Linked DNA regions of Homo sapiens: region 2 is linked to region 1. Evidence: read pairs that join two places in POLR2A ChIA-PET (ENCODE). Cell type or tissue: PC-3. All regions are shown on one strand. Links, peaks and the distances in the headings refer to the core of each region. The heading gives the core; the rest is flanking DNA.

What was found. Peaks named below come from ENCODE experiments on the same cell type or tissue, not always from the same donor. Only the 100,000 strongest peaks of a DNase experiment are listed, where the experiment ranks them.
Region 2: POLR2A ChIA-PET joins it to region 1 with 7 read pairs; 2 of 35 experiments call an interaction of 5 or more read pairs at or near these places.

What each region holds. Positions count from the first base shown.
Region 1 is chr14:68,179,621-68,184,015 of GRCh38, reverse strand. The region is part of intron 7 of RAD51B (RAD51 paralog B); the gene reads right to left. Among named protein-coding and RNA genes, the nearest start is that of RAD51B, 360 kb to the right of the region's middle. In PC-3, for the core only: no CTCF peak of the experiment used is centred there; a DNase peak (open chromatin) is centred at 2,165; H3K4me3 peaks cover 1,031 bases; H3K27ac peaks cover 1,789 bases.
Region 2 is chr14:68,536,556-68,540,950 of GRCh38, reverse strand. LOC124903334 (a long non-coding RNA gene) reads left to right here and starts at 3,447. Exons shown (of 3, transcript XR_007064223.1): 1 at 3,447-4,395. It also overlaps a transcript of RAD51B not described here. RefSeq lists an enhancer at 957-1,517. In PC-3, for the core only: no CTCF peak of the experiment used is centred there; no DNase peak of the experiment used is centred there.

The DNA.
Region 1 (4,395 bases), core at 95-4,094:
GTTCATGCCATTCTCCTGCCTCACCCCCCCCGAGTAGCTGGGACTACAGGTGCCCGCCACCACGCCCGCCTAATTTTTTGTATTTTAATAGAGACGGGGTTTCACCATGTTAGCCAGGATGGTCTCAATCTCCTGACCTCGTGATCAGCTTGCCTCGGCCTCCCAAAGTGCTGGGATTACAGGCGTGAGCCACTACGCCCGGCCTTACCCAGGTAATTTAAAAAATTTTTTGTAGCGATGGGGTCTCACTATATTGCGCAGGCTGGTCTCAAACTCCTGAGCTCAAGCAATCCTCCCACCTTGGGCTTTCAACGTGCTGGGATTACAGGTGTGAACCATCGTGCCTAGCCCAACTCTGAAACAATTCTAATCTTCTCTGAATGGAACTGCGGCTAGAGGTCAAGAATCAGGATCAATAGGATAACAGATGTGTGACGGTTATAATACTGAGTGTCAACCTGATTGGACTGAAGGATGCAAAGTATTATTCCTGGGTGTGTCTGTGAGGGTGTTGCCAAAAAGTTAAACATTTGAGTCAGTGGACTTGGAGAAGCAGACCCACCCTCAATCTTGGTGGGCACCATCTAATCAGCTGCCAGTGTGGCTAGAAAGAAGCAGGCAGAAGTTGGACTTGACTTGCTGAGTCTTCATCTTTCTCCTGTGCTGGATGCTTCCTGCGCTTGAACATCAGACTCCAAATTCCTTAGCTTTTAGACTCTTGACTTACACCAGTGATTTGCCAGGGGCTCTTGGGCCTTTGGACACAGACTGAAAGCTGCACTGTTGGTTTCCCTACTTTTGAGGTCTTGGGACTTGGACTGGCTTCCTTGCTCCTCAGCTTGCAGAGAGCCTATTGTGGGACCTCACCTTGTGATCGTGTGAGTCAATACTACTTAATAAATTTCCCTTCATATATTCATCTATCCTGTTAGTTCTACCCCTCTAGAGAACCCTAACACAAGATGAGAACAAATTAAGTCAGTCAAAATCCCCCAAATAAGAAGTTAACCAAACTAAAATCAAAATCATAAACCAACATCATAAGTTGGAACAAGTGTCAACCAAGGAAAGAAAAGGAATACAGGTCCAGTAATCAACCTGAAGTTATACATCTAAAAAGTGGTGTGGCCAGATTAAGCCCCTAATCTAGGTGGCTCAAAGCTTATGTTCTTTTCCATGTCTTACCTCTCTAGGTGTAGTCACAGAGAGTCTATGCGCCTTAAATCGCTAAGAAACTAGGCATGTTTGCAAATGCCTTAACATTTTCCCCGGAAGGTGAAACCTAAAAAAGTGGTTAGCAAACGTATCTCAGAATTTGTTTCTGCAGTACATGTCTCTTTCAGTTTCTACAATGTGGTGAGGAAATTAAACATCTCTCTGGCTCTCCTTTACCACATGAACACCCATGTGTATGTGGATGCATGCACACACACACACACGTGTATGCATGTGCAAACACATACAATTTAACCATCTTCACTTCAGATGGTCTGACCTTCAAGTCAGGTTACCCATAATCAGAAACTGGAATATATAAAAAGGACATATGAAAAAGAATTTAAATTGAATTGAATATTAAAAGTTACAGAACTCACATATTCTCTGTTCAAGCAAATCCTGCTGCCCTTAACTGTGCAAACACATTTGTCTATAATATGTAAAATCATTACATTTGGAGATAAAGTTAAAACCAACATGTTGATCCAAACTAGTGGGAAACAAACTGAAATGCTTACAGCAGTCAAAATTGGAAAAAGTAAATCACAGAGTTACTCAGTACACTGCATAGCTGTTAATTTAGCTTTGGAAAACTCTCTCTTAAAGGAGAACTTCTAAATTGAAGCACAAGATGGCTTGAATAGAGGCAGTGGTTTGTAAGGGAGGAGGAGATTCCACAGAGTACTGAGACCACACATTAGACACCAAGGCTTCTCAAGCACCTCTTCACCTAACCCACTGTATTCTCATGGCAAAACACCTCATGATGCTCTAGGGCATGGAAACCATAATCTATATAATGCATACATCATTATATTCTTTAGGTGGCAATGGATCTAAATGAAAAATATACATAAATGTACTGTCTTAAAGCCAGTTGAAATTATTAGGCATATAAGATTGGAAAACAGGATGCCTGACTTTTACTCAGAGTTTTTCCAGTGACTCACCGTGTAATTCTGAGGACATAACCCTTTGATCCTTAGCCTACAACCCAGAGAATTTTAAATTGTGCTCCTCCAAACCCCCACCTTTGGAGGCACCCTCTCCAGCTTCTTTTGCCCTCAGATGAAAGGATCTGTAGACATGGAAAATGGTTGTTTGGTGATTTCCCGTAACTTCCTTTCTAGTATTTCAGTCATTCTCCTTTTACATCTGAGGGACACTGCAGAGAAATCACTGCTTTGCATAATCAAAGCCACAGGCTTAAAATTTCACTACTGGAGGGGGCAGGCTGAGAAGGAACAAGTCCGGCTTTAACACCACAAATATCTCCAATTACCAAATGTGGGCAGAAAAATGACAAAAAATCAAGGACAGATAGAAAGGTCCTTGGTATTCTTCAAAGCTTCCCTTTGGGATGAAAGTTCCTTGAGGCTTCCAAGGCAGAAAGCCTGGGCAGTCTGCACACCTGGGGTGCATTAGTGAGCCCTGGACTCGAGGTGAAACAGGCTGAATTTCATCTAGATGCTTCCCACAATCCGCTCTCATAAAACTCAGAGTAATTTACCAGCTTAGGAACATGGCAAGGTATTCATGGAGCACTAAATCTGGGGATTACCTTCCAGAGTCACTGGATAAATCCCACTGCTCATCTTTGTAAATACACCTTCATCTTGATTACCTTTATCTCAAGGGGAGTTTCATTTTGTTTGCTGTGGCACACGGTCAAGACTAAAACCCACCTTCAAATCAAATCATTCTCACACCTCTCCTGAGAAGTCTTTCAAAGAGCATCCAAACATTGATGTAACTAATGGGTGAGTTTTAGCATTAGGCTATGTGCCCTTCTAAATACAAAACACCAATGCCTCTGCTGTTGCTTCCCTTCCCTCACCTGCTATGTGGAGGTGATGATAACTTGTCTTGCCAGTTCCCCCAATCTGTATGAAAAGGAAGTCTCACTGTAGTTACCTGGCAGGCTCTAACCTTGCCACAGCAGCCAGTATGGTTGTTCCTGCCCAGAAAAGCCCTTGGTCTCACATTTCCCTAACTCTGTCCTGTACATCTTGAAGTATAACTCAGCACAGAGCTCACCCAGTCACCCTAATCAGTGCATTCTATACATCTGCTCGCCGTCTTTCTCCATTCCCAGCTACTTAGAGAAGCAGATCATAAGGCAGTAGTTTTGCATTCTGGCTCTGCAATTTGCTACCTGTGAGACCTTGGCAAAGTTACTTAGCCTCTTTTTGCCTGGGTTTCCATATTTGTAAAGTGGCGATAATGACGACAGCTGCTCATAAAGTTGTAAGTATTAAATATATAACCTTATCGTGCCTGAAATGTAGTAAAGCACTCAACAGCATGACGATAATCATGATGATACTTTTTCATTATCAAAGTCAACTACTTTTCTTAAAAAGAGTACTCCTCTACCCCGGCCCTCTCTAACATTTACAATCCCCTCATCTAACAGTGGGCAGAGTGGCCTCCTACTCCCAAACCACAACTAGCTAGAACAAACTGAGCCATTAGTAAGCAGGCTGTAGGATAAACACGTTTGGGCAAAATAATAGATGAAGGCAAAGTAAAGATGAATGTTAGCGCTCCCCAAACCATCTGTGCTCCATCAAACTAGACATTCTAAACACGTAGGCTATGGTTCAGAATCCATTCAAAGTTGGGGTATTTTAAGGTGACAGGTGGCAAAACTTTAACCATTAGGGTGACTTATGGAACTAGGCAATGCTGTAGCCTATACATGTTATTCAGGACTGAGGAATTGTCGGTGCCATAGGCCAAGCTCTAGTCTCAGAATGCAAGGGGGGAATAAAGGGTGGAATACAGGGCACCCTCTCCCCCCATACACAAATATACATTCTACCATCTGTTTCTACCATCTGTGCAAGACCCAACTGTCTTGAAGTCAGACCTCAACTGGCTGGTGTCCTAGTGTTTGGGACTCCTTATAAGCCATTCACATCTCCCATGTGATGTAAGGCATACCACTCCTATGGTGTGATGCCCTGAAAGATGTAACATCTGTTTACCCATGTCATAGCCTAGCATTCTAATGCATGCTTTCTATGGTAGTCTTACTCCTAAAAGTTACAATAACAACATAGAAGAGCATTTTTCAACTTGTATCCCTCTCTGTATTATGTTATTACTAGAGATGTTCTTTGAAAAAAATTCCATATGACATATAAATATTATCAATTTCTATGTGTATTATGA
Region 2 (4,395 bases), core at 297-4,296, 360 kb before region 1:
GGGTGAAGAAAGCATGCCCTGCCTCTCTTTCCAAACTTCACATCATCTGGCCCTACTCTTCAACTCAACCTTCTTCCCTACATGGAATCTTTATTCCAATAATGTCTGTTTCCTTCTCTCGAACACACCATCCAATTCCATTCTTTGCTCTTTGTTGAAATTCTACTCAACCTTGGAGTCCTCACAAGCTGTCATTTCTTCACAAAGTGTCCCTCACTACCCTTAAACCCACCCTCTCTTTCTTTTGGTTGGCTAGAGAGATTCACATTCAATTAGGGTCCCCTTGTGTGTTTCTCTAATTGTTTCAGGTCTCCCCAGGTGACTTTCTTTGGGTTGGGGGGTGTCATTATATACTTGCACAGCACCTAGAACCACGCTAAGCCCAGTTTTGCAAATACTTATTGTTTGATGATCCCACTAGTAGTACATGTTACCTAGAGAAATGAGGGAACAAGCTGAGCAATAAATAAGTCTCTCATTTCCACATGAAGAGTAAGATCTTGGGAAGGTGGCAAGTGAATCAAATTGAATAAGGGAGGGCTGAATAAGTCATATGTAATGACTTTCAGGGTTCATGTAAGTGGACCTTATCTCAATTGTCAAGGATTCGTAGCTAGAAGAGGTCTGATGATCCAACAGTGTTGTGGTGTGGTCTGCAGTAGAGTCCTAGGCTCTTGAACCTTGAACAGGGTGCAAGGAACTCAGACGATCCTATGTTTGCCTCGAGCAGATCATTTGAATTCTCTAGATCCTGTATTTAAAAAAAAAAAAAAAAAAAAAAAAAGGAGCAGGGTAGGATTCCCTCATGTCCTGGAGGCATTTGGAAGGGGCTGAGCATGGGCAGCTCTGTCCAGTGGCTTCTCTCTGTCCCTCTATTGCTTTGGTACAGCTGCTCACCGTGGATGCCAGCACAGAAATGCTCTTCTGAGGACACATCCTGCCAGGTTTATAGGCCCTAAAGGAGACACTGACACAGATGACCATCCTAACACTCTCTTACAGCACTGATAAAGAACAGCAAACACAGGAGCCAACAGCAGCCTGGAGGATACGGGACCGTTAGAGGCCACAGTTTAGCATCCTTTCACCCAGATGAGGAAGAAAAGTCCCTCCTTTCTCACCCCTTCCCCAAAATTAAAACAATGAAAATCAGTTCTCATTATCCCAATAATTAAGTCCCATTGAGCCAGCTGACAGCGGCCAAAGAATGATTTTTCTGTGCTGCACTGTGTGGCTGCCCTCCATGGCCCCATTCATGGGCCACTGTGTGCATTCAATCACCCTTAGCTGGGCCGAGCTAATGAAATGCTGGGGCCTTGCCCTGCCCTGACCCTGCTGCTATTTCTATCTGAGCTCAGCATGTCCTTTGCTTGACAGTTGCAACCGAACAAGCAGATTTTTCTCTCCCATCTATGGAGTGTAAAGAGCCTATTTTGGCAGCCTGTGGGGCTGGGGACCCCTCTGGAAACCCAGTGAATGCCCCTGGAGGTTAACGTGCAAAGCTGTTTTCCAGACTGAGAGGCAGGCGGAGGAGGGGGCGGAGTGCTGGCGACTTGGAGGCAAGGAGGCTGTGGCTGGGGGCTTTTCTGGGGCAGAAGGGGAAGATGAACCTGGAAGAAGCATGGGGCCATGAGGTGGGGCTGGCTGATCCATCCTGTTGCAAACCTGAACAAAAGCTCTTTGTCAGTTATCAAAAATCTCCCTCCCTCACTGGGGTCAAAGTGAGAAAATCCATTGCACTGGGTTTCCAGTTCGCATGGCATGGAGAAAGGGGGGATCCCTGTGGAGAGCAACTGCTCTCTTGAAGTTCCTAGCTGTTGTTTTAATGATTTCCCAAGATTCAGAAGTTAGGGAATAAGATGGCAAAATTATAGGCATTTATCCATACTAAAATGTAGGGATTTACACTTAGCTAATGGAGAAAAAAACTTTCTTTGAGGGAAGTTGTAGAAAAGAGGCAAAAACAATGTGTTAAATGTGATGGCATGGTGGCTTTATACAGAAAGGACATATCTAAAGAAGGATGTAAATCAAGGGTGACAAACTCAAATGCCCTCAGTGGCCAGAGAGATCAGAGGTTACCGAAATGAGAGAAGGGAAACAGGTGGGAACTGTGGCCAATCAGGAAACACTGGCCCAGCCCCACCCAGGGCAGGCTGATCCTGCTCAGCCCCAGCTCTTTTTCGCCATACAAGTAGGAAGGCCCATGATTTTCTGTAATTTTAAAAAAGAGAAATCAGAAATCTCTATTCTTATTCAAAATCTCCCAATTGTTAGTGTTAGAAACTAATTCAAGATGTTAAAAAAGAAAAAAAAAAAAAGCGGTGTGCTAGCCAAACAAACTATGTTGGCGTTCTGCAAGCCCACCCCTAACATTTGCAGGGCCTGGAGCAAGAGTACAAATGGAGGCCCCATATCATATGTCTAAATATTTAAAAGTATAAATCAAGCTCACTAACTGTTAAACAAAATATATTCTGTTTGCCTACAATGAAAAAATATGCCTTCCTAAAGACCTGGCAGCCAGGTGTGAGAATTCAGAGTCCTGGGACATCTTGGAGTTGCACACAGATACAGGGCAGCAGAGAAGAGCTGGCTCCTGGCCCCCGGCCCTCCCCTTCTCACCCCAGCTCCAGCCTGCACACCTGTGGGAGTCAAGCTCTGTCTATCCCCTGATTCCTCAAACAGCCTCCCCTTGGCTGTCCCTCTGGCTTAATGTTGCTCACATCAAAGGTGCAGAATGCCCTTAGGAGGACAGACTCAAATGGACTTGGTGACATTTGACAGGACTCTGGGAACCTGGGACCCAGAATGTGAGGTGTCTTGGCTCTTTGGCCCATGGGACTGGAAAGAGCCAGAGTTAGGCTCTTTGAAGCGTGGGTTCCAAGTCAGGGTCCCCTCCTAGCAAGACCTAAGTGTGTTACTGGCCCCAGTTTGAGATCGCTGACTTAAATAAACACCCAGAAATGAAGACATCTTGATGCTCAGCCTAGTTTTTTGACCACTTAGCTACATGACCTTGGGTAAATCATCATCTTTTCGTGAACCAGTTTCTACATAATTAAAATGGGGACAAAATACCTCTTCTAACCAATTCGTTTGAAAACTAAAATGAGATTACACATGGAAATATTTTAAACTAATAAATAAAGAAATGAAAAGGTCGATTAAGAAAAAAAAACTGCCATAGACACAAATTTTATCAAAGGGAGCATATATGTGAAGGTCTCACTCAAAATATCCCATTAATTGTCTTTTTAATCTCAAGATATGGGCTAAATCTAGAAGAACTAAAATGATAGTACTTTTCATTAAGGGTTTTTCCTCTTTTCCAACAATCCCTTAGGATGGGTCTCCTATCACACTGATCTTAAAAGGATATTGCAGAGGTAAATAAAACAAAAACAAAAATAAAATCTGTTTCAGTGATTCATGGCTCCTTTTTTTTTTTTGAGACGAAATCTTGCTCTGTCGCCCAGGCTGGAGTACAGTGGCGCGATCTCGGCTCACTGCAAGCTCCACCTCCTGGGTTCATGCCACTCTCCTGCCTCAGCCTCCCGAGTAGCTGGGACTACAGGCGCCCGCCACCACGACCAGCTAATTTTTTTGTATTTTTAGTAGAGACGGGGTTTCACCGTGTTAGCCAGGATGGTCTCAATCTCCTGGCCTCGTGATCCGCCCGCCTCGGCCTCCCAAAATGCTGGGATTACAGGCGTGAGCCACTGCGACTGGCCATGGTTCCTTTTTAAGAGCAACCCCCTTTAACCAACATTAAGGTAGGATCTCTATTCAGGGACATGTGCTATTATTGTGACAGTCATTCTAAAAATTTTGGGTGCCTTTTTTTTTTTTTTTTTTGAGACAGGACCTCACTCTGTCACCCAGGCTGGAGTGCAGTGGTGCAGTCATGGCTCACTGCATGGCTCACTGCAGCTTCTACCTCCCATGCTCAAGTGATCCTCCCACCTCAGCCTCCCGAGTAGCAGGAACTATAGATGCTCACCACCACACCCAGCTAATTTTTTCAATTTTTTTTTGTAGAGACAGCATCTCTGTTTCCAGGCTGGTCCTAAACTCCTGGGCTCAAGGGATCCGCCCGCCTCGGCCTCCCAAAGTGCTGGGATTACAGGCATGAGCCACTGCGACTGGCTGGGTCTCAATTTTTAATGAAAGAAAACCAATAGGAAAAGCAGCAAAAGGGGGGAAAAAGACTATTTAAAAGAGTAAGGAAATACTAAAAAATTTCCACAAGGATCTAAATCAATAACAAGACTGAACTTTTATTTTTGAAGACTTAAGGAAAATTAACTTCAAGCTGTAGAGGTAGACAGAATTTTACAAAGGATAACCTGAGCTACCAGGAAACATTTATGTGACAGTAAATTTAAGAGTTCC